Linked DNA regions of Homo sapiens: region 1 is linked to region 2. Evidence: chromatin contacts called from ENCODE Hi-C or POLR2A ChIA-PET data. All regions are on one chromosome and are shown on one strand. Each heading gives the region's core, a stretch centred on a gene start or an enhancer-like site at or near the end of the contact. The rest is flanking DNA. Distances are from core to core; before and after follow the strand shown.

What was found. A loop is a pair of places that touch in the nucleus more often than their neighbours do. ChIA-PET counts read pairs that join two places held with the same protein, here RNA polymerase II (POLR2A). Pooled maps may share reads with other maps.
Region 1: a loop to region 2 is called in a map of gastrocnemius medialis, with 16 times the contacts of the local background. The contact joins two enhancer-like sites. A Hi-C loop is called at or near these places in 3 of 168 maps with a recorded cell type or tissue (GM12878, gastrocnemius medialis and psoas muscle) and 2 of 50 pooled maps. POLR2A ChIA-PET finds 5 or more read pairs at or near these places in 2 of 52 experiments (HCT116 and OCI-LY7).

The regions. Positions count from the first base shown.
Region 1 is chr9:82,330,630-82,333,675 of GRCh38, forward strand. The region is part of intron 4 of LOC105376107 (a long non-coding RNA gene); the gene reads left to right. Among named protein-coding and RNA genes, the nearest start is that of SPATA31D1, 340 kb to the left of the region's middle. RefSeq lists an enhancer at 1,349-2,492. Within about 2 kb of position 1,647, at least 5 of the 41 ENCODE cell types and tissues checked have a DNase peak (open chromatin) inside an H3K27ac peak, as active enhancers do; they include gastrocnemius medialis and psoas muscle, where a contact is called at or near this core.
Region 2 is chr9:82,294,043-82,297,469 of GRCh38, forward strand. The region is part of intron 4 of LOC105376107 (a long non-coding RNA gene); the gene reads left to right. Among named protein-coding and RNA genes, the nearest start is that of SPATA31D1, 310 kb to the left of the region's middle. Within about 2 kb of position 1,294, at least 2 of the 41 ENCODE cell types and tissues checked have a DNase peak (open chromatin) inside an H3K27ac peak, as active enhancers do; they include gastrocnemius medialis and psoas muscle, where a contact is called at or near this core.

The DNA.
Region 1 (3,046 bases), core at 397-2,896, 37 kb after region 2:
ATTGCTGGAGATACAGATGGAAGGGTACTTTGGGAAAAATCTTCAGTGTCATGGAAAGACATTCTAAAGCATTTGTACTTGATTGGCAATCATTGATAGGTGTCTTTATTATTATTAAAGTGATTTAGAGAAGATAGTGATACAATCAGGAAGTTTTCCATGATCTGTTGGAAACATGACTGACAGAAATGTAGATATTGGAAAGACAACTGAGCAGGCTATTGTAATAATCAAAACTACAGTGTTTGGAAGCAGGCAGTGGCCGTGCAAATGGAAAGAATAAGATGTATTCAAGTATTTGAGTCAACAGGACTTGGTGACCTTTTTGAAAGGATGATGTACAAGGAAAAGGAGAAACTAAAGAAGGCTCCTTAGTTTAAAAGGCTCCTTAGATAAAAGGCAGTGTCCTTTCCTGAAGGAGCACATCTTCATGTCTGAACTCATATATTATATTAGTAACATAATATTCCTTTCTCTAAAACAGAAAAACAATAGTTGTTTATTGTCTATAAATACCTTGGAATGATCCTTGCTGACCTTAATAGTGCCATAATAGTGCTATCCCCAAACTCATTGGCATATAAAATTAGCATCTTGTTTGCACATCTGTATATAATTAGAGCTCACGTGATATAGGAGGATTCAGTTGGGCTTTGTGCCATAGTGTCTCTCATCCTTCTTGGACTAGCAGCTACTGGAGACATTTTCTTCTTATGGCAAAAGGCCTGGGCACAGGAGAACCAGCTCAACTGTGCATGAAAATTTTAAACATTTTTTCATTGCATGGCCTCCAACACTCCATTGGCCAAAGCAAGTCACATGGCCAATCCCCCGTCAAGGGGAGAGAGGTATTTTCTACCCACTGTGAATCAATGACACAGGTATGTGTCAGAAGAATAAAACATTGAGACCAAAGTCAATCCACAGTACTCTATATGGCTGTTTTTGTTACTCTGAGAACTGAGATTCCCTTTTCTTACTGAATAAACATGTCTCAAGTTTTTATGGTTAATCTTAGGATGATGCAGGGCCATCCCAATTGACCCTAATCCAACCAATGGTACTGCTGGATTTTGGTGACTATGTAACTGCCTGTAAATAGGTGTCTAGGTTGGACTGTCATGCTCCCTTTAGGTTATACCACTCATCAGCAATACAGCTCTGCTGCTGTAGCAAATCTTAATATTTTCCCTAGAGATAGGCCAATTCCAAGGTATTGACCAGCTCTGATCCTGTTTAACTTACGAGAACAATCAAGCTCCCTACTTGAGGTGATACCATATTTACAGTTCTTGGGAAAGAATGACTAAATAAATGTCACGGAGAGGAAGCCATAAGAGGCAGTGTCTGCCTCTGCCTGGAAATGCTGTGTGTGTCTTTGATTCTGTCTCCATTGTCACCTGGAATGCTTTACCTCGGTTGTTTAAGGGTTTTCCACTGCAGTTTCTTTTTGCTATCTCTTGCATTCCTTCCCATAAAGTAGGCAGTTTACAGTAATAGCATTGGAATGAAGCTCTACTTCAGGCAGGAAAGGTTAAACATTTTAAAAATGCAAACCAGATAAAATTTTAAAAACCTCAAAATAGTCTTGGAGCCACAATGCCTCTGTGCCATCCCCAGCCATTCTCTTTAACAAAAGACATCCCTCTCTTATGCAAGCTTCTCATTTGTCAGAGGAGAGATTTCCCTGTCTCCTCGGCGCACACTCTGTATAATTTAAGATGACTCACTGTACAGGAAAGTTCACCTTCCATTAGCATGTTTTCTTTAGTAAGCACTCTCTTGCAAGTGCTGTAGTGTAAACATGAGTGCCTACGAATATGAACATTTATTAAATAGCACTGATGAATATTTCAATACCTCGGGGAGAGCAATTCACAGCTCAATCATTCAAGCTGTTTTAAGTGCAGCACAGGACAATTCCACTACATCTTCCATTAATATTTAATTGCCCATTTTATTCTGTTTACCTTTTTGGTTAATATATAATTTAAAGCTCTTCTACTAAAAAGGGGGAAAAGAGAACAGCTGTTCATCTGCTTTTAACAAATCTCTGGTGAGAGCTTTTACCTCATTTAAAATTCATTGCAAAGAGTTTTTATTTAATATCAGTAACACAAAACCTTAGGTATTAAAAGTAAAACTTGGAAGTGACTGTCATGCAAAAAGCTTAGCTGTGACTTGGGTTTGATTACACATCCATTCCTGAGTGGCAGGCATTGACAGGAAATGTCTGAATCGCCAGCAATGGCGCCATGTGTCACGTCCTCATGAAATAGAATCACCGTAACTCGACCTGACACATTCTGACAACATGTTGGAAAGTTGTTATGCACCCTGCAGAAAGTCAGTACTGTCATCCTGGCAATGCAGATTTTACTGACGAGATAAAACACATATCTGCTTGCTAAAGGACAAGGGAGTCAAATAGGTGCATGGCCTTGAGGATCTGGGGAATCCCTGAGGCACTAAAGATTCACTTCTCCTTGGCCCTCCTTTGGTGATTGCCACCAGTTTCTCTTTACTGGTTCAGATTCCCAAGGCCTATCTCTTGTCATGTGATAGCTTTCCTTTCCTTTCCTCCTAGTGGGCTGCAGTTTGTGTGTCACAAGTCTGTTTCTAAACTGCTCCCAGTGGCAGGGACCTTGACATTAATGACAGATCTCTACATTTTTGGGGTCTCCCAGGCCCCCCAGGTCAGTAAGTAAAACCCACCCCAGATCCACCCCAGAGAGAGTCACCATATCCTTTCTTTCTCAGTCACCTGGAATTAGCTGCTTTCTAGAACAATGAGCTACATAATCTGTTTTTTTCCTGTTCAACTTATTCGTTGCAGTGGATTCATTCCTCCTGTTTAAATATTCCCAGCATGGCCAAGTCAGCAGCAGCATGAACCTCAAAAATACCATCACCACTGTCATTTCACTTGAGCTCAGGAGTTTCTTCTCCAGGGTGGGCTTTCCTTATTTGCTTTTGCATCACTTCATTATTGCTTTCCCCAGTCTCTGCTGAGTTTGGTTCACTTTCTTCATCAGACTCTCCTTCA
Region 2 (3,427 bases), core at 44-2,543:
TTTTGAGCACATGATGAAGACATTATAAATACTTTACAATGCTACAAAACAACATGCATTCACTTTCTCAAGTGCAGAAGCATTTGTGAAATTCAGCAAAAAACAACTGAAAATTTTTGTGGCAAAAACCTTAAGCCTTTAATTTCTAACTTTTGCTAACCAATTCCTTTGTACTCCAAAGGGTATCAGTAATTTATATTTTGATTTACATATTGTATTCGTCTGTTCAGGCACTGCTATAAAGAAATACTTGAGACTGGGTAATTTATAAATAAAAGAAGTTTTATTGGCTGACAGTTCCTCAGGCTGTACAGGAAGCATGATGCTGACATCTGCTCAGCTTTTGAGGAGCCCTCAGGAAACTTACAATCAGGGCAGAAGGCAAAAGGAAAGCCAGCACTTCACATGACTGGAATGACTGGAGCAGGAGAAAGAGAGAGAGTGGCGAGGTGTCATACTCTTTTAAACAACCAGATCTCTGGATATCTCACTCACTCACTGTCATGAGAACAACACTGAGGGGATGGTGCTAAACCATTCATGAATAATCATCCCCATGATCCAATCACCTCCCACCAGGCCCCACCTCCAACACTGGGGATTACAATTCAACATGAGATTCAGTGAGGACATACATCCAAACCATATCACCTATTATTTGAAATGATTTTAAGTTAACTATTAAAGTTTTCTTTGATGGCTTTAAAAACCAAGTTATACCAACTTTACCACACTTAGGAATTGTGACTTTGAAAGAAATCTGGACATAAGCTCATCTTTTTTGGAGGGTACTGGCACATGTTATATATGAAGGTAGGTACTCATCCCAAACACTGAGATTTCATTATGAAATGGGGCAAGAATAGTTTTATGGAGAATAAGTAAATTCCTAGTGTGAGTGCAAGTTGTCATCTTGATGCCACTGTGATCCTCAGCAAAAGTGATTTATTGTATTGGATTATATTATCCACCTATTTTTTCACATGCTTCTTTTACTATGATATTATGCAGGCAACTATGACCACTGTCGAATGCTCTCTCAGCCACATCTTTTATACTGTGCCAATTAAGCAGAAGGTGGGGAATGTTGTCAGAGGGACTTAAATGTCTCATCTAAAGGTCAGCACCTAATGACAAGACAGCATTTATCCTGAACTGGACTGTAGAGTCAGCACTGGGTTTGAGCCCAGTTGCTGTTGTGGGACTTCAATATACAGTCCTCCAAATGAGAACAGGTGGTGTCAAAGGAACTATACTGGTGTTCAAGATATATCCTAAAATAGATTTAAGCCTCTCCATGACCTCATTTTGCCGCTCGGGCTTGCTTACGAGTGTGTTTTTGGGTGGTGTTAATGTTCCAGTGTTAGCCATTATAATTTATGGACTGACATAGGATCGTTAGCACTGAGCATGGATTGTGCTCAGTAGCCAAGGCATAACTTTTTCCCCTCTGTGTTTCCTACAGCTGGTCAGTGTTTTGTAACCAGGGCACCAACTCTGCAGCCAGTTCGTAACTTTAGATGTTTGATTGGGTGTGTAGTTGGCATCACAGACACGGTTAACCAAGGATAATATTAGAGTATGAGTGACAGTTTCAATATTTTATTCCTGTTAGAACTAGCTTTAGCACAAGTTGAAACCAGGTAACTGAACCTATAGTAAGATTTTATTTAATAAAATCATTTCATGCAAGGTAACAGTAACTGTGACTGTTTAGCCTTGGAGCAGGTGAAGGAGTTAACGATTTTGTCAATTAAAGTTTCATCAAAGTAAGCCATAGATGTTCTATTTCTGGAAAGAGTAATAATGTTACAAGGTTTACAATGAAAACCAGCAGACCTTTGACCTCTTTTTCCCTACTGTCAGTCCTGCTTTCAAGAACCACCACTTTTCATTCTGTCAATGCTTCTGGTATTTGCCACCATTTTTCTATATAACACAGTTATACTTGCGGTTCTTGATTCTTCAGTTTTAGATATTACATATTGAGTTTTTATTTTTATTATGACAGATATGAAAGATAAAGGTTTAACTCTTTTAAACTCCATTTGCCTCCAACATACATTATTCCCCTTCTCCCATCCTCTTTTTCACAATGTTTGGTGAAATCAGTATTTTGTTTCTCATTGTTACTAAATAAATTGGTTCTCAATGGGTGCAGGAATAGTCATTCTTAATGATTGTTCATTAAGACATTATAATAATTAGGTTAAGGGATTTGATGCTGTCAGGGTGATTCCCTGATAACACTGTAGACATAGACAGGGAACAGATACACAGAACAGAGAGAAACAAGCTGCTTCCTGGGCTTGATTGGAACACAGCAATGAAGACATTTGCCCATAACTGTGCTAGGGGTGAAGCAAGTGAGAAAGGGGTATGGGTTAATTAGGAGGGACACTGTGGAGGAGATTGCAAACGTCTTTGCAAGGATTTTTGAAAATGTATGGGGGCATTTTTTGGAGTTCACAATGGTTTGGGGCACAAGTGATGCTTAATGGATGGAGTCCAGGGCTACTAGACCTTGTGCAATGCATGGTCAAAGAGTTGTCCTGCACCCCACCTGAATGTCCTGCTGAAATGCTGTACATAGGTACCTTAGTGTAGATAAAAAACTCATTTATAAATATCTGAACCCAGAACCTGTCAGAATTTTACATAAAAACACACAGTATTCTAACAGCGTTTCACTATATGCTGAATTTTCTAGGAATTAACCACCAGACTAATCAATGAAAGATTGTCATTTGTTGTTTGGAGGTTTATTAAGACTTGCACACTATTTGGAAAATCATATGCCCCAAAACACCCCCGGTGCTATTTTAATTAATATATTAATATATGTCAATCTATATTTATAGCTGTTACATTCATGAAGATTCTCAATTAGATGCAATATCTGCTACTTTATTTTATCTGTTAATGTAATCAGTATCCAAATCTGTTTATTTACATATTAGAATATTTGTTATTTCATTAAATTTTACTTTTGTGTATTTCTTCATCATATTTCAGTTAGGATGTAACATTGATGTTTTTCTTTATGTTATGAACATAGGCAAGTTATATACCTATGAATTTCATCAATTCATTATAAGATATGTGTTATAAAAATATGAAATATGATCTGAGTTGAAAATAGAATTATAGCTGAGTCACAAAGTGACTTTTTTGAATAAGCTTTTTTTATATTTTCATTGTTTTTTTAAAATATAATTATCAAGAATTGTAAAACTCATCTTAATATAGTTCACATGTCAGAGAAAACACCAATATCATGATCTACTTAGTGAAATCCCCCTTCCTGTTGCGACCCTATCTCTTTTCTTTTCTTTCTAGGTCTGGAACATAGCTCTTATTCTGGGATTTCATCTGTGATCATCCTGGGAATTTTCTGTATGATCTTGGGTCCTGTTCCCATTTCTTC